Linked DNA regions of Mus musculus: regions 1, 2 and 4 are each linked to region 3. A link is a loop called in an ENCODE intact Hi-C map of the cell type or tissue named here. Cell type or tissue: heart. All regions are shown on one strand. Region 1 overlaps Itch (itchy, E3 ubiquitin protein ligase). Region 2 overlaps Itch (itchy, E3 ubiquitin protein ligase). Region 3 overlaps Trp53inp2 (transformation related protein 53 inducible nuclear protein 2). Region 4 overlaps Gm45609 (a long non-coding RNA gene).

Evidence for each region. Peaks named below come from ENCODE experiments on the same cell type or tissue, not always from the same donor. Only the 100,000 strongest peaks of a DNase experiment are listed, where the experiment ranks them.
Region 1: it touches region 3 in a loop (2.6-fold over the local background); 13 of 42 quality-filtered maps call a loop at or near these places.
Region 2: it touches region 3 in a loop (2.5-fold over the local background); 6 of 42 quality-filtered maps call a loop at or near these places.
Region 4: a loop joins it to region 3, with 3 times the contacts of the local background. A loop is called at or near these places in 10 of 42 quality-filtered maps.

Annotation. Positions count from the first base shown.
Region 1 is chr2:155,223,002-155,228,001 of GRCm38, forward strand. Itch (itchy, E3 ubiquitin protein ligase) reads left to right here. Exons shown (of 25, transcript NM_008395.3): 25 at 1,366-3,854. The coding sequence ends at 1,465. Among named protein-coding and RNA genes, the nearest start is that of Gm52565, 11 kb to the right of the region's middle. In heart, a CTCF peak has its summit at 2,391; a DNase peak (open chromatin) is centred at 1,940.
Region 2 is chr2:155,204,516-155,209,515 of GRCm38, forward strand. It overlaps Itch (itchy, E3 ubiquitin protein ligase), which reads left to right. Exons shown (of 25, transcript NM_008395.3): 17 at 1,778-1,866; 18 at 4,544-4,703. Among named protein-coding and RNA genes, the nearest start is that of Gm52565, 29 kb to the right of the region's middle. In heart, a CTCF peak has its summit at 3,081 (motif pointing right); no DNase peak of the experiment used is centred here.
Region 3 is chr2:155,382,201-155,387,200 of GRCm38, forward strand. It overlaps Trp53inp2 (transformation related protein 53 inducible nuclear protein 2), which reads left to right. Exons shown (of 4, transcript NM_178111.3): 2 at 3,090-3,264; 3 at 3,681-3,969; 4 at 4,340-5,000. The coding sequence starts at 3,141. The coding sequence ends at 4,592. Among named protein-coding and RNA genes, the nearest start is that of Trp53inp2, 2.8 kb to the left of the region's middle. In heart, CTCF peaks have their summits at 1,126 and 3,104 (motif pointing left); DNase peaks (open chromatin) are centred at 1,071, 3,121, 3,731, 4,041 and 1 weaker place; H3K4me3 peaks cover 1,744 bases; H3K27ac peaks cover 1,334 bases.
Region 4 is chr2:155,080,289-155,085,288 of GRCm38, forward strand. It overlaps Gm45609 (a long non-coding RNA gene), which reads left to right. Exons shown (of 3, transcript XR_001783519.2): 1 at 1-1,186; 2 at 1,946-2,053. Among named protein-coding and RNA genes, the nearest start is that of Gm45609, 8.3 kb to the left of the region's middle. In heart, a CTCF peak has its summit at 2,280 (motif pointing right); a DNase peak (open chromatin) is centred at 2,303.

The DNA of each region.
Region 1 (5,000 bases), 160 kb before region 3:
ATTAGGTTTTTTATTTGTTTAAGGTAGGGTCTCATGGTAGCCCAGGTCAATCTCAAACTTAGGATCCTTTTGCCCCATCCTTAATATTCTGAGTTTATTGGCAAGATGTGGACCACTATGCTCAGTTTTGGAGATTTTTTAAAAATGAGCTGGGGAGATGGCTCTTACGTGACTCACCCCCACCTACAACTCTACTCTAGCCTCAAAGGGCACCACACAAATGTGGCATGTAATCAACACAGACAAACAGATCCACAAAGTAGATTTTCTATTACACTTGTACATGTGGAGAGCTGTGAGGGAGTTCCTTCATTTGCACCACATGGGTCCCAGGGATTTAACTTGGGTCATCTGACCTGCTGAGCCAGCTAAGAATAGAACTGACTTTGCACTCATGTTGTACACGTATGTTTTAATTGACCAGCTCTTCACAAACATGCTGACAAAGAGGGAACAAAACTCATAAGTTTATCTTCCTTTATGACTAATCTTTTTTCTTCTCTGGTTGAGCATTCACCTAGCTCTTGTCCTAAAAGTATCTTTAGGACAGACTCATGGCTACCTTATAAAGACAGTATTGCACAAGTGTGAAGATGCTGTTCAAACAGGGGGGGTGGCATAAAGCCTGTAATTCCAGTGCTTAGAAGTAAAAAGGCAACAGGGCTAGAAGTCCAAGATCACACTCAACTATATAGTGAGTATGAGGGCAGCCTGGGCTATAGCATACAAAAACCAGACCCTGCTAAAAACATCTTACAGCTAGGCTGGAGAAATTCACAGCTAAGAATAGAACAGAAAACTCTAGAAGAAACAAAGTATTAGATGAGAGTTGTTTTTATTTTAGTTTATTTATATGGATTTTTTTGGAGACAGAATCTTACTATATATAGACCAGGCTGGCCTAAAATGCACAGAGGTTGTCCATCTGCCTCTGTCTCTTGAGTGCTGGGATTAAAGGCTTGCATCACCACAGCTGGACTATCATTTCTTATTCTAACATGATATACCTAAAACCGCCTTCAAAATCTGAAGTGTTTCATGTATGGCCATTTACAGTAAGATTGCTGACCACTGGTCTACAGTGGGTAGTTGGGACATCATGAGAAGACTGGCATTTCCTGAGGGTCTGCTAAGCACCTGCATGGTGCTGTGTGCTTGTTTCTAAGTCTACTACAGGGGTGGGTATTGCTCTCCCAGTTGACCAGAGAAGACACTGGCATGAATCTTGGAAAGGTAAAAGGCAGTTGCTTGAAGGCTGCGTGATTCAAGGGCACATCATCAGACCTCTGAGGTGCAGCTGTGGGGCACTGCCTGTGTGCATCTTTGTATCTTTCCTTTTCTCAAGCCAACAATTCTTTCTTTCAGTTTTAACCGCCTGGACCTCCCACCTTACAAGAGCTATGAGCAACTGAAGGAAAAGCTGTTATTTGCCATTGAAGAAACTGAAGGATTTGGACAAGAGTAATTGTTTAGACCTTAAGCCACCAGAGGCCAGGGACTTGTCTGCAGTGTCTGTCCCCTTCCTTCTCTGCCTGTTGCACATCTTATTGTAAACTTGGACTGTGACTAGAGAGTTACCTGAGAGTAAGTAAATTAATGTTATCGTTGAGATCTTCCAGTCATTCTGGATTTCTACTCAACGTTTCCAGAAAGCAGATCTACAAACTGTAGTCAGAAACTTAACATGAGATTTAACACAGCGAGGAAATTTCCCTCGTCTTATTCCACTAGATTGTTCCCTTAACAACAGTTTGCTGTATGTCCGAAGTCTCACTTGGGCATAGGTCTCTTAGTGGGTATTGTAAAGGATTCTGCAGGGACATCTCGGAAACGCAATACACAAGGTCTTCCTGTAAAGCCTCGCTCAGAGGTGCAAGCTTAACTCAGTGTCTGGGCACATGAGCAGCTGCTGCTTGTGCTCTCCGCTCGTCCCAGCCTGGCCTGACTGTTGTTTTTCATTCCTGGAGCATGAATCAGTGCACCATTCTGATGCTATTCCTGGAAGTGATGCAGGACTTGCATTTTTCTACAAAGTAGTTTTGTCTATTTGAATTCAGGGAAAACTTGGTCCCCGCCAACATATGACCATACCTCTCTTCATTCAGTTTGTAATTGTTCTATTGCCTTGCAAATACTAAACTTTACAAACAGTATCAGCACTGTGGTTCCTTCACGTTTTTAGAAATTAACCTAGAATTAAAATAAGTTCAGATGAATTCATCTAAGATCATTCTTGATTTTTTTAAATCCTACACATAAATTGAAGCTTTATGGTGTTGAAGTAATCCAACACCTTAGTTACATTTCATTTTTGCTAAACTATTCAAGTTGCAACCATTTCCTAACACAAATGGAGGTCAGTGGTGCAGACTCTGCAGTCACAACAGCGTCCAGCAGCCACACAGCTGCGCTGTCTTCACACTCCACTCCTGACACAGGAGCAGCCGTGTCTACCCTCTTACATGGTCCTGATCTACAATATTTTTCTCTCCCCTAAAAATTGTAGATTTCCCTTTTCTTTCCATGACTCCTTTATCTTAGGCTGCTCCTTTAGTAACTGATGAATGCACTTTGACCTTCTCTGTAGGTCATTTACCTTGGCTTAGCATTAGACTGTGAGGATGGTTGCTGCCCAGACTTTATGGGCAGCAAGATGAAACCTCAGCCAGGTGAGTCCCTATTGTAGCCAAATCCCAAAATTAGCCTTATTTCTCTAATGGGGACCTTGAAATGTGTTGGTGGCATAGCATAAAGCCAAGAACACCAAGTGTGACAAACCCCTGTCCCATAGGAAAGAAAGTGTTTCTGTGTCCCTAGCTGCTCATCCTGTTCTCATCCTGGGACAGTTTGAACTCGTGCAGCTGTGCTCCTTAACACTGCCATCCTCAGCAGAGACGTGACAGACGGGTTGCCTCATGAAGAAGTGATCAGTGAAGGGAGAGCTCGGCTCCTCCCCAGCCCTCTTTTTACCCTTATACCACAAGAAATACATGTCATCTCTAGAAGCCCTAGTTCTTTCCAAAGTAGGAAATCTCTGCCTTTTTGTTGGTAGGGTTAAAAAAAAATGTATATGCTAATTGCTTTGTCTTACAGAGCGAATGTCTGCCAACTATCCATTCACTACATAGGCCTGAACTTTGGTAATAAATGGCTATAAATATTAAGCCTTCTACAAAGACTTCCTATTGAATCCAATTCTTGTACTAAAACATAGTTATCTACCATATTCACTAGAGATTTATGAGATTAAATTAAGAGATAATGTAAGAAAATAGACTTTGTTGATTCTGCATAATGCTTCATGATTCATTTAGGGACCTAGAAATATTATGTGAAAATGTATAAATATCATCCAAAAGGCTTTCTGCCCTATATTTTTAAAATACAGAAGTTATATTTGAAGTAGTCCTGGCCCTAGTTCTATAGGGCTTGGCTATTTAATATTTTTATGGAAGAAACGTTTAGTTCTGGAAAAGGTAAATGCTTGTATATATTTTTGCAGCCCTGGAGTCTCCCAACTCCATTTCTTCCTTTAATTTAATTGATCACATGTATATGTCTTCCCTGCTGTGTTAGAAAAACGGGGGCTGGATATCCCAGGAGTCAGAGCGTATATAAGACAATGCACCTAAACAGCAGGCACATTGACCAGATGCTCTCAAATTTTGGTCCAAAATGAGTATTTGGGAATAGATTTATTGTGAATGTTTAATTAGCGATTTTCCTTAAATCTGGATGGACTAAGTTGCTTTTAAGACCTTTTTCTCTGTAAGCATCGTAAATGCTAATCAACCTGTTAAGTTTTTTTTTTTCTTACTGCATGTTACATTGAAATAAAAACAGAGTAAAATGAGCATTTGCCTTTTCGTCTGCTCTTTTGGTGGGTTCCACAAGGGTCCAGATGGAAGAGCTCGGGGCTCTCGTCCAATGGAGTGATAGAGCTGACAGTTGTGAACTCCTTCGCCTTCTACCATCTTCATGTGCAGAATTCAGTTTCCTAAGACTTAGAGTAACTGTTAAAATTGGGGTGCAGCCAGGCGTGGTGGCGCACGCCTTTAATCCCAGCACTCGGGAGGCAGAGGCAGGTGGATTTCTGAGTTCGAGGCCAGCCTGGTCTACAAAGTGAGTTCCAGGACAGCCAGGACTATACAGAGAAACCCTTGTCTTGGGAGGAAAAAATTGGGGTGCTGACTCCTCACCCAGGGGTTGGCTTATCTGCCCACAGAGCTCTCACCCAGCCCTCTCTGCCACGTTTTACTTATCTGGTTAAATTACTTGACATGTTATCAGGGTAATATTTTTGCCTGTTTGGGATCTAAATTTCTTTAAGATTCACTAATTCTTTGCAGTACTGTTGGTATTTCCAGCTACCATCAACCCTTCCTGTTTTTCCTTTAGACTTACTGCATGTTACTGCATGTAAGGGCTTTCAAATGTTTGTCTGTCAGTGTTTTCATTAAGTAAGCCAGGGAATGGGACCCTGTCTGTCCCTGTGCTGACCTAGCCTCCCTTTGCTCTCTCAGACTGTGATTTAAAATGCTCAGGTGACCACACATCATAGCAAGCCAGGTTTCTAAAGTCCTTCAGGAGGTTGTAAGACTAGTTACAATTTTTTGAGTCCTTCATTTTGCATACTTTTATGTTTTGTTTTGTTTTAAGGAAAACAGTGTATATCACTTGCATGTGACATCTTTTATAGTGGCTTGTCAGCAGCCTGTTTGGCTGTGAGGTTGTAGGGAAGTGCAGAGCTGCTACTCAGGGGCAGCTGGATGAGGCTAACTGCAGGGCCTCCGTTGGAATTGCCTTTCTCATACAACAAAAACTGGTCTGTGAGGTTTAGACTGGGGAGATGATTCAGTCAGTAAAATGCCTGCCACACAAGCATTGTGACATAAATTTGGGTTTACTGTACACATGTAACAGCCTAGTACAGTGACTGGCCAGCACTGGCAGAGAGAGCAGATTCCTGAAGCCCTCTGGCCAGATAGGCAGCATAGCTG
Region 2 (5,000 bases), 180 kb before region 3:
GCTATAGGTTTCAGGAGCACCAAACTGAATGCAGAAGAGAAAGAGACCAGAATCACTGGTCCTAGCAGGCTGGTTCTAATGTAACCTCAGTCATTAACATAAAGGACCAGGGAGGAGGACTTGGAGATTGACTGATCATTTATACCCATGGCTTGATGTCAGGTTCCTTGGCCCATTCTCAGCCCAGCCTGTACACATTATTATTATTATTATTATTATTATTATCATCATCATCATCATCATCCTCATCATCCTCTTCCTCCTCTTCTTCCTTCTTGATTTATTTTATGTACGTGAGTACACTGTATCTGTCTTCAGACACACCAGAAGAGGGCATCAGATCCCGTTACAGATGGTTGTGAGCCACCACGTGGTTGCTGGGAATTAAACTTAGGACCTTTTGGGAGAGCAGTCAGTGCTCTTAACTGCTGAGCCATCGTCCCAGCACACCCTTACACATTTCTCATTGTCTCTCATGATTACTCTCTTGTCACTGAGTTGTCGGTGTCTTTTGAAGCTTTTGTTTTGTTTTGTTTTTGACTATATATAACTCGCAGGTAGCTATAGTGACAAGATGCAAACCATGATTAAACAAGCCCTTTATCTTTTTGCTCTTACAACTGAAAAACTTTTGCAGACACGTTTATGTTCTAAAACATTTACAACTCTCATCTTAGTTTTGGCATCCACCAAATAGATGGGCAGTTATAATAGAGGAGAAAATATGATTGCTTAAAGGTAATTAGTCTAATATCAAAATAAGATGTAATTTAAAGTTTAACAACATATTTTCTTCATAGGTGCTGGATAAAACTGCTTTAAATGGTGTTTTTAATTAGCATAGTACAGCTATTTATGGTGTAAAGTTCAGAAGAAAAAAGTCCCTTTACATTATCACTTGTTAAAGAGAATTGTTCAAACTAATGGTAGCCTAGTGACGCCTCTCAGGTGTGTAGCTGAGTGCTCAGCTTATGGTACTTATAGGGTATTTATCATAACCATGCACAGCAGTCAAAGCCATTGGGCTTTTTGTTACACCTGGATGCTGGCTGTTTGAGTAGCCTGTGAACTCCTGAAAGTGGTGAATCTGTTTCTGTTTCCTAGGGAACTGAGAGAACTTAATCCTCTTTGGGTACTTAAGTGTTAACAGTTTATTCTTATCACTTGATAAAGTACAGGTATTATATCAAACTATCCCTCTCCAGGCCCCTGTAGTGTTTTCCTAAGGGGACATAAATAGTTTTACTGTGGGTGAAACAAATTGACTTATGTACTATAGCTCTGTAATGCTACTGTCCTTCATATCTGAACACAACACTGTTACCACCCAGTGTGGGAAGCAAAGTAGTAGTTTTCTATATAATGTATAGATTCCCACTGTGTATGTTTCCATAGATAAGTGAGTTCTCTCTGTAGCCACTGTTAGTCAGTTAGCTTTTTATGTATATTTTTTGACCGAAACAAAAACCAAACCTAATCAGCACTACTGCTCTTGCCTACCTGACTGGTAATCTCTGATCTGCCTAGAGTTTTCTACCCTACACAATTGCTAGAACGATTTCATAAGTTTCATATAGAGGGGTATAAAGTATATAAAAATATAGATGCTTAGAGTAAATGTATGAAACTTTGCTATCATATTTCTTTATATGCAACGTGAGCTAACTGGGAGCACTGTTTCACATGGACCTAAGTCACCTACAGTGGAGCAAGTGGGAGGTGGTGGTGATGTCTCCACGGCTGCAGTCACAGCTCTCTCTGCTTTGTTGTTTTGTAGATCATGAGCTTCAGCCCGCAAGACCTGAGAAGACGTTTGTGGGTGATTTTCCCAGGAGAAGAAGGTTTAGATTATGGAGGTGTAGCAAGGTAGTGATATATGAATACTCAGAACTTAGTTCCTTTCCTCCAAAGGTATCATTACACTTTGTTCGCAGTATTTTCTCAATATTATGTTTCAGGAAAGTGAAATTAGGAAATTATTATAGTTTTATAATGCTGGAACTACAAAATTCCAGCAAACATTAACTTGGCACCTATTTCCTAAAACCTGTTAAGTCCATTACACCTGCATTACTCACTTGGTCCTCAGAATAACCACGTGGTAGAGAATCTTACAGATGACGAAGTTCAGAGAGTCACTCAGTGCAAATGCAACGTTTTCATTTTCTCACCAGTAACTAGTGTCAGCCAGCCAGCTCCTGTCTGCTCCATGGATTACCTAAAGCCCTGTAGTGACCAAGTCATTTCTTCCTAGCTAGTGTCCTGCTAGTTAGCGGTACCCAGGATTAACTTAGCGTTGAGAATAGAGTGCTATGAAAAAGAGAGTTGAAGATCTCTGTTCTGCTTCATTCATTTTGGACTATTTGTTCAAACTAGACATCCTTGAGCAAGATATAGCTTTGCTTATTGCGTGACAGGATTACATCAGTTTAAAATTTTAAACTAGGGCCACAGATGGCTCAGTGGGTAAAAGTGGTTTCCATACAATCCTGACAACTTTAGTGTAGTTCCCAAAACCTACAGAAGGAAAGAAACCAATTTCCAAAGTGAAATGTGCACGTAACCTCCATATGCACACTGTGGCCTTTGTGTGCCATGACCTGCACATACCTATGTGCACCTGTACCTGTACACACTCACATTTAGCCTTGCTACAATGATAATAAATAAAAATACAAGGAAAACCAAGTATTTTAAAAATGAATAGGTAATAAAAGTTAAAGCTGGGTATGGTGGCACATGACCTATCCCAACCAACACTGGGGAGGTAGAGGTAGGAGGGTCAGTTCAAGGCTTCGGCTACCGAGGGCATCTGAGGCCAGCCTGGACTATATCAGATCCTTTCTTCAATAAAATAGTAAATTGCCAAGTAGTAACAGTGTGGAAGGGCAAGAATTTTGAAGGAAAGACTGAATTTGAATATTTTATTCTTTTGAGCAAATATCTATCTGTAGAATTATTAGGAAGAGTAGAAATACTTAGTTTGGGTTTTGTGTTTTAAACTTCTTTAGATTTATCTACATTATTTTACGTGAATGATTATTTTGCCTGCATGTATGTGTATGCCTTATGCCCTTGAAGGCCACAAGAGGGTGCTGGTTCTCTGTGAGCCACCATGGGGGTGCAGAGAGCAAACTCAGGTCCTTCCAACAAGTGCTATTGACCGTGAGCTATCTTTCCAGCCTCTGAGGGTTGGTTTGGCTTTTTTAATATTTATTTTTGTTTATATATATATATGTTTTGCCTGTGTGTATGTATATGCACCACATGTGTGCATGGTGCTGTGGAACCAAAAGATCTTGGATCTTCTGGGACTGGAGTTATAAATAGTTGTGAGCCACCATGTGGGTGCTAGGAAACTGAGCCCAGGTCCTCTGAGCAGCCTGTGCTGTTAGCCACTGACCCATTTCTCTAGCTTCTAAAATACTGTCTGTCTGTCTGTCAAGACAGTGTCTCTCTGCATAGCCCTGGGTATCCTGGAACAAATTATATAGACCTGGCTACCCTTGAACTCACAGAGATCTTCTAGCTTCTGCCTAAGTACTGGGAATAAAGGTATATACCACCACGCCTGGCTGAAATACTGTTTATTAATGAGTTAGTTCAGAAACGGAGTATTTGTGTGCTTACTAACTGCTGAGTACATCTCACCAGTTACTAGGTTTTTGTTTTTGTTCTTAAATCTTATGTAAGGTTTTACTTGTAAGGGAGAGGTGGTGGTACACACCTATAATCCCAGCACTCAGGAGGCAGAGGCAGGCAAAGCTCTGAGTTCAAGGCCAGCCTGGTATAAAATGAGTTCCTGCACAGCCAGGGCTGCACAGAGAAACCCTGTCTGGAAAACAACAACAACAACAACAAAGGGTTTGTTGTTTGTAATTATGTGTGTGTTGGGGTGGAGGGTGGTTATGCAGTGCTAAGAGTTTAGAAGATGGCATCAGATCTCTTGGATAAGAATTAAAGGCAATTGTAAGCTGCGAGCACAAACACATGCACATGCAGGAAGACAGACAGACCACAGATAAAATAAGCTTCCAGGGCATTTTTCTAATAATCGAGTGGCTGGAGTAAGTGCTTCCTCTGTGACAATGAGATGTCTGGCATAGTGGCTGTCCTTAAGTACACTATGGATCTTAATTGAAGGTAGAATAGTAGTTGCCATTCAACCCCTCTAATTACCTGGCCCAGTAGTGAATTTTAAACTTGCCTGTGTATAAAATTCTATCCACTCAAACCATTTTCACATTTTAATATTTCTAAAATTAGGGTGCATATTATGATTATGAATAGAAGAATTTTAGTGGGCAATCAAATAAGGGTCTTTAAAACTAATGATATATTAGACTATTTGAAATTTAAGAATATATAAATATCCTACGTAACACAATGTGAGTTTGAACAGAACCAAGAAAACTCAACAAGCAATTAGAAAACCATCTTAGTTGATGTGAGCAGGTTCCTGACAGCTCTGTAACACTGCTCTGTGATTTGTTGACATGGTTACCTACAAAATTTTTCATCCTAAGTTTTCTTTTGATTTCAGAGAATGGTTCTTTCTTTTGTCACATGAAGTGTTGAACCCAATGTATTGCCTGTTTGAATATGCAGGGAAGGATAACTACTGCCTGCAGATAAACCCCGCTTCTTACATCAATCCAGACCACCTGAAATACTTTCGTTTTATTGGCAGATTTATTGCCATGGTAAGTACAAGTACAAAACTGTGTTTACTAATTCAGCAGTACTAAATTTTTGTGTAAGTATTATAACAGATCGTGTGACAAATTTTTCTCCTTATTTTATTTACTTATCTGTTTGAGTGTTTTGCCAGCCTGTATATCTGTGCACCATGTGTGTGCCTGGTGTCTGTGGAGCTTGGAGGAAGATGTGACATCCTCTGGGTCTGGAGGTTTAGACAGTAGTGATCCTGTGTGGGTACTGAGAATGAACCAGGATCTTCTGCAAGAATAGCCAGTTAACTCTTAACTACTGTGCCACTG
Region 3 (5,000 bases):
CAAGGCCAGCCCCGCCTTCCAGGCTTGCATGGGTGCTTGTCCTCTGGTGACCCGGTGGGCGCTATGTCGTGCCCAGCCGGCCGAGGGTTGAAGAGACGCTGAAAGACAAGCGGGATCCGAAGGGACTCGGCGGTTTCCTGGGCTAATCTAGGGACTGGGGTCAGGCCTCTCATTTGTTTTTTCCTTGTGACCTGAGAGAGGGTAGGACAGCAAAGCTCGATTTAAGTTGAGAGGGCGGTAAGTAGATGGAGCTTCAGACTCCAGGTCCTGGAGACACTACCAGATGGTAGCGGATCCCCTCTGTCTTCAGGCTCCGCCCCCTAACATAATAACATCCTTCTAATCCCTGACATGTGTGCAGAGCCTGAGTTGATGTCATTTTCAGCCTACAAATATTGAGGGTCTTAAGCCCCACTTCACGGAAGAGGAAACTGAGACTCAGAGAGACGTAGTTTACTGGAGATCTCAGCCAATTAGAATCACACTCACTAAGTGGTAGATTCCTTAGCTGAAGTATAAGCTACATGCTTACATACATCTACTGAGGACCCTATCTTGGGTTCAGCACCAACCACAATTTGATGGGATGCTTCAGTCTTCATGATCCTGGACATTTTCCCAGGAGGTCTCTGAAAATTGGGTCTCTTACAAGGCCCTGACCTCCTCTGCCTTCTTTCTACTTCAAAACCCAATAAATGGCCGTCTCCCAGCTGTTTTGACCACAGAAAGGTGAGTCACTAGTTGCCTGCCTCCAGGTGTCTCCAGGGCAGATGTTGTTGAGAGGGAGTTGGGAGTTCCCTCTGTGGGCCTCCCATCAGAGCTGTCAGCTGGGAGAACCAGACCCTTCCCTGGCATTAGTGATGCAGAGCTTATGCTGTTTCCTGAGGCTGCTTCCAGAGTGACAGAAGGATGTCTCTTACTTTCCAAGTAAGTAGATCTGGAGTCCTTCCCAGGTTGAGGGTCGCTCAAGAATGGCCTGGGCTAGGGTTGGCTTAGGCCTCCAGTGCTATTCTAGGCACAGCCTCTGTAGTATTAAGGGAATGGTTCTTCCTGGAGCAGAGCCAGGAATCTGAGAACCAGGAAGCCAGCAGGCTAGGAAAGAAAACCCAGGAGGCTCTCCTAGTGGTCAAAGGAGGGGGGCAGTCATAGCTGGCTGGTTGCTACCATCTCTCCTGGCTGTCACTCACTTCTGTATGATCTCCACCAGGGAGCTTCTCACTTGACATGTCAACAGTTGAAAAGGCTCATTGCAGGGACTGGTGCACAGTGTGAACCCTGGGAAATGCATGCAAAAGTTTGATGCCAGGGACCAGAGATCTACAGGGACCAGAGACCAGGGCCTGTGTCTGATTTCCCTGTTTCCTGTGTATTATATTTTTGGATATTACCTGTTGAGGTTTTTCTGATTGTATGTATTCTGCATTGCCACACCACCACTAAGCTATAGCTTTATTGGGTAGATTCATGTTCCCAATTTGATATCACCATCCCTAAAACAGGAGACTTGTTGTCTTGGTCCAGGGAAGGAGGCTTGGGTTTGAAGGCTTGGATCTTGGTCCAAAGCTTGTGTTTATCCTCAAGGGATCCCTGGATCTGACAGCTTCCTTCTTCCACTGTCTATCACTGACATGTGGTCTCACTGGACAGGATTCTTTCTCTTGGCTAGTGATGCTGAGTTTGAACAAGAGTCTAGGGGAAAGGGGAGTTAGAGTAGTGGGGCAGACCTGTAGGCACAGGTCCTCCTCATCTGAGGGTTGCCCAATCTCATGGTAAGATTGTAGAACTGAGCCGGGCGTGGTGGCACTCGCCTTTAATCCCAGCACTCGGGAGGCAGAGGCAGGCGGATTTCTGAATTCGAGGCCAGCCTGGTCTACAAAGTGAGTTCCAGGACAGCCAGGGCTACACAGAGAAACCCTGTCTCGAAAAACCCAAAAAAAAAAAAAAAAAAAAAAAGATTGTAGAACTGTAGTGATTACGGATGCTATTAGGTTCAAATACTACCTGTGTCTTTCACTAGCTGTGAGACTTTAGGTAGTTATCTTATTTCGCTGGGCCTTTTAAAAAAATTAATTAATTAAATGTATGTGAGTACACTGTTGTTGTCTTCAGCCACACCAGAAGAGAGCATCCGATCCCATCACAGCTGGTTGTGAGCCACCATGTGGTTGCTGGGAATTGAACTCAGGACCTCTGGAAGAACAGTCGGTGCTCTTGACTACTGAACCATCTCTCCAGCTCTCTGGGCTTTGTTTTATTTATCTCTCTATCAGAAAAAATTTTTTCTCTTCCTCCCACTCCTTTTCAGTCCCTTTGACAGGATCTTATGTAGCCAGGAACTATTTTTTTTTTTTTTTTTTTTTTTTTTAGGTAGGGCCCCATGTAGTTCAGACTGGCCTTTAACTCACTATGTAGCCTAAGCAGGACTTGGACTCTGATCCCCCTGCCTCTACCTTCTAAGTGCTAGGATAATAGACAGGAGGTCTTCATGTCTTTGAACTCTTGTCCTCTTGCCTCTAGCCCCTAAGTCCTAAGATTCCAGGCTTGCCCTTTCACACACTGTGAGGATATAAGGAAAAATGGACCAGGTTTCTTAGTATAGTGTTGTATGTTACTGACACAGGAATATTAATTATGATGATGGTAATAAGAACAATTTTTTTCCCTTAATGGAAAATTCCTATTTACTCCTCAAAGCCCAGGTTGGCTGTTATCTTCCTCTAGAGACTTACCCTGGCAAAGCTTGGTCATATATATCACTTCTTCCATATCCCCAAAGCACCCTGTCATAACACCAAGTTTATTAGCTTATTGAATGTTTACTGTGTGCTCAGGCACTGTTCTAAACATGTCATTAAGTGTTTCCTCATTTAAGTCTTATTACGATTGTCATTTGACAGATGAGAAAACAAAGACCCAGCACCTTTCTAAGTGCATACAGGAACACCCACTGAATGCAGAAAAGCACACACACCAAGAGCTTCTCTGCTATTACTGCTCTGGCAGCTAGGGGCTATAGCCTTGTCTCCAGCTACCAACTGAAGGGCTGACTTTAGTTCGTGCTTCTACTAATGTCTTTCTATGCTTCTCAGGGCTTTAAACTGCCATAGGGCGCCCCCTTGAGGTTGCTTCACCCGCTGACCATGTTCCAGCGCTTCACCAGCCTTTTCTTCAACACCCCTGCGCCTCCTGAAGACTCCAACTGTCCGGGGGCCTTTGTCTCTGAGGAGGATGAAGTGGATGGCTGGCTCATCATCGACCTACAGGGTGAGGCTTGAGTCAGGATCCAGCACTCTTGATTCCCTAGTCTATGAGCATAATGAGGACAGGAGGTGTTGCAATATAGAGGGGAAGAGGGCTATTTGGATGTTGGAGTCCCCCTAGGCCTACTGGAAAAATTAAAGTAGAAGCCGTGAGCCCAGAGGTGAGGTAACACAGACCCTTCTCTTGAAAGCTCTGGCTCCTGCCATTTGTTGGGGCACACACCTGGGACACCTAGGGCGGTGGGCTAAGGATCCTGGCCTTCAGGTGCTCTCTGGGCACGATGGATAGAGGTGCAGGTCTGACTAACGATGCCCTTTCTCTCCCCATCCCATGTGTCTGGCATATGTGTGTGTGTGTATGTGTGTCCCACCCTGCTGCTCCCTCTCCTCTGCATGGCTTCCCATTCCCACACCCTATAGACAGCTATACAGCTCCTCCCGACCCCGGGGCCTCGCCTGCTCCTGCAGGCCGCCCTCCACCCGCGCCCTCCTTGATGGATGAGAGCTGGTTTGTTACCCCTCCCGCCTGTTTTACTGCAGAGGGGCCCGGCCTTGGGCCTGCCCGCCTCCAGAGCAATCCGCTGGAGGACCTCCTCATTGAGCATCCCAGCATGTCCGTTTATGTCACCGGCAGCACCATAGTGCTGGAGTCTGGGCCACCTTCCCCTCACCCTGAAGCTGCCTTGCCTGATCAGGACCTCAGCGATGGGTGAGTGGGTTGAGGGTGGAGACTGGAGGCTAGGGTCTAGGAGACTAGCAGGGGCGTGTCCTTGGGATAAAGGGCTGAAGGAAAAGAGGCGTGGTCTTGTGGCTAAGGTGGGGCTTGGGAGAGCCCTGGCTCAGAGGATTGGGAGGGACCAGCCTGATCTGCCAGACAGAATCAGAGTAGGACTTGTATTGGGGGGTCAGGGTTTTTTCCCTGTTCTGCCTAGTTACCTGTGCCAGGTGCTTAATCACAACTCTAATTGTGATTAAAGGAAGAATTTGTACCCCTCAGTGGTCTGCCCCGCAGAAATAGGGTGTGGGATGCCAACCCTGATCTCTTCCCTCTCTGACAGAGTTGTACTCTGTTTCTGCAGAGAGCTGGCGCCTGCCCTCCGGGAACCCAGGGCCTTGCACCACGCAGCTGCTCCTATGCCCGCTCGAGCTGTGCTGCTGGAGAAGGCTGGCCAGGTGCGGAGGCTGCAGAGAGCCCGACAGCGGGCTGAGCGCCACACATTGAGTGCTAAAGTGTTGCAACGGCAGAATCGCGCCCGGGAGAGCCGTTCGCGCCGGCCCAAGCACCAGGGCAGCTTTATTTACCAGCCGTGCCAGCGCCAGTTCAACTACTGAGCGCCCCTGCTGCACCGCGAATCCCTCGCCGACTCCTGGTCCCATCCGCCTCCTCTGCAGCAGCCAGTGTGCTGCTCGAGGGTGTTGGGGGGTCCACCCGCCTCCATCTGGATACTACAACCTCCCTCCTTCCTAAGTTTTGAGGTGGGGTGATGGCCCTCTACTTCCCTGTTTATAGTCTAACTCACCTATTAACCTCTCTCATCCTGGGTCATCCTCCCTCCTTTCTCAGTGTCTGATTCTCCACCCTCACACTCCCCACACCCACTCTCCCATGCTTCTTTTTAGGACCTCTATTCTTGTCTCTCGCCCCTTCACCTTTTCCCTCTTAGCCCACCCGATTCCTAAGACCCTGACTTGGCACCTTCTCCGCTTCAGCTCCTACTTTCCAAGACTTACTCTTCTGTT
Region 4 (5,000 bases), 300 kb before region 3:
TCTGGTAACTACTGACAAGATAGCAAACTCACCCTTTGACCCCACACTTGTAGGACACCAAAGACGTACACACGTGTGAGTGGTGACGTTAAAAGCCAAAGGCTAAAAAAAAGATCTGCATGCCCTTCAGTAGAAGGCTTGTTACATAATTATATGATCCCCAGCGAGGAATAGCAAAATGGCTCTGTTTTTTAAGTTTATTGTGTGTGCATGTAACACATCAGTGAATCTCTCCTCCCACAGTGTGGGTCCTAGGGACCTAGGGATTGAACTCAGAGCATTAGGCTTGGTAGCAAGCACCGTTACCCACTGAGTCATCTTACAGAGACAGCCAATTTATTAACATCAAGCACATTTCAGGGTGTGATACATGAGGAAATAGAAAACAAAGTGTAGAATAATAAGTCCTATGATGCTGTTTGTTTAAAAGAAAAGGGAACAGCAGGGCCTGGTGTCACACACCTGTAATCCCAGCACTTGGCAGGTGAAGGCAGGAGGATCGGGAGTTCAAGGTCACCCTCAGGTATATAACAAACTTGAGGCCAGCCTGGGCTACATGATAGTCTCTTGATTGTGAGGAGGGGTGGAGAAGAAACAGGCAGACAGACAGGGCTTTTCCTATATATACATATGTACCAGGCTGGCTACAAGAGACTACTAATGGGCTGGAGAGATGGCTCAGCGGTTAAGAGCACTGACTGCTCTTACGAAGGTCCTGAGTTCAATTCCCAGCAACTACATGGTAGGTCACAACCATCTGCAATGATATCTTTTTAAAAAAATGAGAGAAAGGTTGCTAGCAATGCCAGGGAGGAGGTGGGACATAGACTCCAATGAAAAACACAGTGACAAATGGCCAAGCTCCAGTGATGCCTGTCAAGCCACTGGGCACCCTGGCCCCTCCACTTGCCCTTTGTACCTCCATTCCTGTGTGCTTTTGCACATTGAGGTCCCTGTGCCAGGGGTGGGGCTAGCAGGATCCTGGCTATTGGCTGAGGGGTGTTCTAGGCTGTCCATTCCGAAGCATCCTCACTTGCCTTCCCATGGCCTGGCCTCTCACTGTGGATTCATTGGTGACAAAACAGAGGAATGGGGTCCAAGTGTTGAGTACGCCTACTTCAGGAGATGGGACTGGACTCTGCCGATCTGAGATGACCCCTCCCAACACTGTTCTATCCCTGTCCAGGTACCTTCATCCCATCCTCCTCTTCAGGCCCCCTCCTATGTGTAAATGTTCTTTGAGTCTGCTTTGAGGCCTCTACTGGCAATGTAGACATCTTCAGTCCTTGAAATAGGACTCTCCATCCTACCTCAGCCTTCCTCTTTCCAGATTGCTGTAGGTGAGTGGCAAGGGTTCCAGGAGCTGCCTTTACAGAGCCAGCCACACATCACTGCCCTTCCATATCCCTACACACTCAGCCACTGGGAAACAAGTTTCCTCATCACCCAAGTGTCCTCTCTGAGCTTCAGCCTGTCTGTCTATAAAATGGGTGTAGATGTAATGGCATGTACAGGGTAAATAAACTTTCACTATATCAAACTTGTCCAATGATGTGTTTGTCGCATTAGCAGAGAAGTCAGAAATGTGTCTAGCTTTGCCAAATGTTCTATCCTTGATGTCCACTTCAGCTTCTGACACAGTGTTTGTGAAATGACAGGTCTTGCCTGCTCCAGCCTCTCAGCTTCAGCACGTGGTCTTGATTGTTTCTAGAGTTAGGAATTCCCTGATCTGAGTCTTTTTCTGGAGCAGAGAGGGAGACAAAGAGGGGGAAGAGGATGGAAGGAGAGGGGAAGGGAGGGAAGGGGGAGGGGAGAAGAGAGAATGGGTGGGGAGAAGAAAGTGGGAGGGAAGAGAGGAGAGGAGAGGTTGAAAAGGGGTCTCCTGTTGTCCAGGCTAGCCTCCAACTTGGTAGGTAGCTGAAGGTGACCTTCACCTCTTCTACAGACCCCTGGGTTCTGGCACTAATAGGCTCATCCAGGATCTACAGCATTCAGATGGTCATAGACGGCTCCACCTCTTCCTCTTCACTTCTTCAAGGACGACCCTGCCCAGGTATGCACTGAGCATTTATAACAAGGAGCTTGGCCCAGTCTGATGATCAGGGTTAGAGTGGGCCTAGAGGGAAGAAAAAAACAAGAAAGCAGGCGGCTGTTAGTTGGGAAGACTTAAAAGTGTCAGCCTCCCTGCCTTCTGCCCCTGGCCAGGGTCTCTAGGAAGGAGGAGCCCAGTCCTAAGGGCAACCTTGTACCTCTGAGGTTAGCCTTAGCCAGGCTGGAGTCGCCTTTCGCTGACTCTGCCAGGCGGGGGCACCCTGCACCCAGCTTTGACTTCAGCCCGAGGTACACTCTGAGCTGAGTTGTATGGCCGGCTCTTCCTGTGAAACAAATGGAGCCTGAAAGAAGGAGGATGGCACTTCCTTATGAGTGATCTTTTAACTTATGAAGGGTTAGCCCAGAGTCAGCCACTGGTTGTGGCACTAGTTACTGAGATACTCATGTCACTGTGTACATCTTTGCTTCACTTTTTTTTTGAGACAGGATCACACTGTGTAGCCCAGCTGTCCTGGAACTGGCTATGGTGTAAAACATGCTGACCTCAAACTCAACAAAGATTTACCTGCCCTCACCTACCTGTCTCTGCCTTTGCTTCCCACATGCTGAGATTAAAGGCAAATACCACCAGATTCCACCATTCTCCACCATTCTAAATGCTTTAATCTGTTTATAAAGTGGATGAGTATTCATACCCATTTACAGATTAAAAACTGAGGCCCACTGTGGCAATTTGTTCATAGTTAGGAACCACCCACAAAACCGGGCATGGTGACATTCACCTTTCATCCCAGCACTCAGAGGGCAGACAGAGACAGGCGAATCTCTGAGTTCCAGGCCAGCCTGGTCTACAGAGTGAATTCTAGGATAGCCAGGGCTACACAGAGAAACCCTGTCTTTAAAAACCAAAATAAATAAATTGTTAAAAAAAATAAAGGAGGCACCCATGCTACTTGACCCCGGAATCCCAGCCACCAGCCCGCTCATCACCCTATTCTCACACCACACACTTCTTTTTTATTTGTTTGTTTTGTTCTGTTTTTCGAGACAGGGTTTCTCTGTATAGCCCTGGCTGTCCTGGAACTCACTCTGTAGACCAGGCTGGCCTTGATCTCAGAAATCTGCCTGCCTCTGCCTCCCGAGTGCTGGGATTAAAGGTGTGCGCCACCACGCCTGGCTTTACACACTTCTTATTGGAAATTGTCAGATGCAAAGATACAAAGACAAAGTCCCTGGTCCCTGAAGCTCCATTAAGCAAACACATGTTTTCACACACAAAAACCAAATACTCATATAAAACTACCTTGCTCACCCATAAACAAGGTTAGGCAAGGATCAGCCTTTACAACAAGCCTATTTGGTTTGCTTTGTTTTGATATGGTTGTGTGTGGTCCGTGTATATGTGTGTGGTGTATGTGTCTGTGCGGCTCTCTGTGTGTGTCCAGTGCCCACATGAAGAGGTCGAAAGGAGATGTTGAGTGTCCTTCTCTATCACTCTCTGCCTTATTGCTTTCATACAGGGTCTTGATGGAATCCCTTCACCCCCTTGTCTGCCTTGGCTGGCTAGCAAACCCTAACCATCCTCTCCACGTTTGCCACTTCCTCTGTAGTTGCTTCTGATTCTCATACATGTATACATGTGTGAGAATACATACATGTGTGTATGCAATCTACACCTATGGTTGATGCTGGCAACCATCATCTCTGCATACTTAAGACTCATATGAGTACCCCAATGCCTCTTTTATTCAATGCCACCAGAGAAAGAACTGATCTGCCGAAGAAATTTCTAGTGAGACTGGCTCTAAAGACCATATAGTTTTGTAGGGTTGGCACATTTTCATAAAAATATATTGTGCACGCCTCCAGCCTCCTTAAGTCCAATAGCTCAAGAGGCTCTGAACTCCTTCAGACCAGAAACAAAGCCTTGGGACACCTTATCACAGCATCCAAGAAAGCCTGGCGAGGACAGCTACCTGTAAGGCTTGTAGAGAGTAGTGGATGGTTACACACAGTTGGGCAGAGGCTATAACATTGAGGTCATAGCTAACTGCTTCTTGACGTTTGGACATAGTTGTCAACTTTTGAAAATTATGGGAACTCAAATGGGGAGTCCAGATTTCCAGCTTCTTCAAAAAAAAAAATTAGATACCTAGGAACTGGGTCTGTGGTGTCCTATAATGGTGGTGGGCAGACAAGACACTACAAAACAAAAACCTTTGATGCTATATAAAGTCTGCAGGCCAACATCAGCCCCACTCTTTTTATGCCAACATGCTCCCTCACCAACGTTCTCTCTGCGGCCTGGGATCATTCTGATGAACGCAGGTTGGCACTCTCATTTGCATAGTGCCAAAGGAGCTCTTTGCCCCTGGACTTGATGTTCCCACATTGCAGAACTTTCTGTGTTGGTAATGATTTGCCTGTCTTCTTGGCTTCCACTCTCTGTTTCCTGCTCCCTTCCTGATAAAGGTGAGCCTGCCCAATCAAGTGTCAAGGTAAGACAAACTAGGAGAGACCGTAAGAGGAATCACTGCTGTTGCCAATTTCCAGAAACTAGGATGATTTCTAGACTTATTCTGGAAATACAGGCAGGGATGGCGTTATAAGCTAAATCATGGCCCCCTAACTAAAAGATGCTTCTAGTGTTTGTAAAGGTGGCCTTACCAGGAAAAAGAACCTAAATTCAATTTCAAATGTATAAATGAAGTTGTATAAACTCTATTAGTGGGACTGAAGAGATGGCTCAGCGGTTAGGAGCACTGATTGCTCTTTTGGAGGTCCTGAGTTCAAGTCCCAGCAACCACATGGTGACTCATAACCATCTCTAATGAGATCTGATGCCCTCTTCTGATGTGTCTGAAGACAGCTGCAGTGTACTTACATATAATAAATAAATAAACAAATCTTTAAAAAAATTAACAATTGGTTATTGATATGACCAGCCA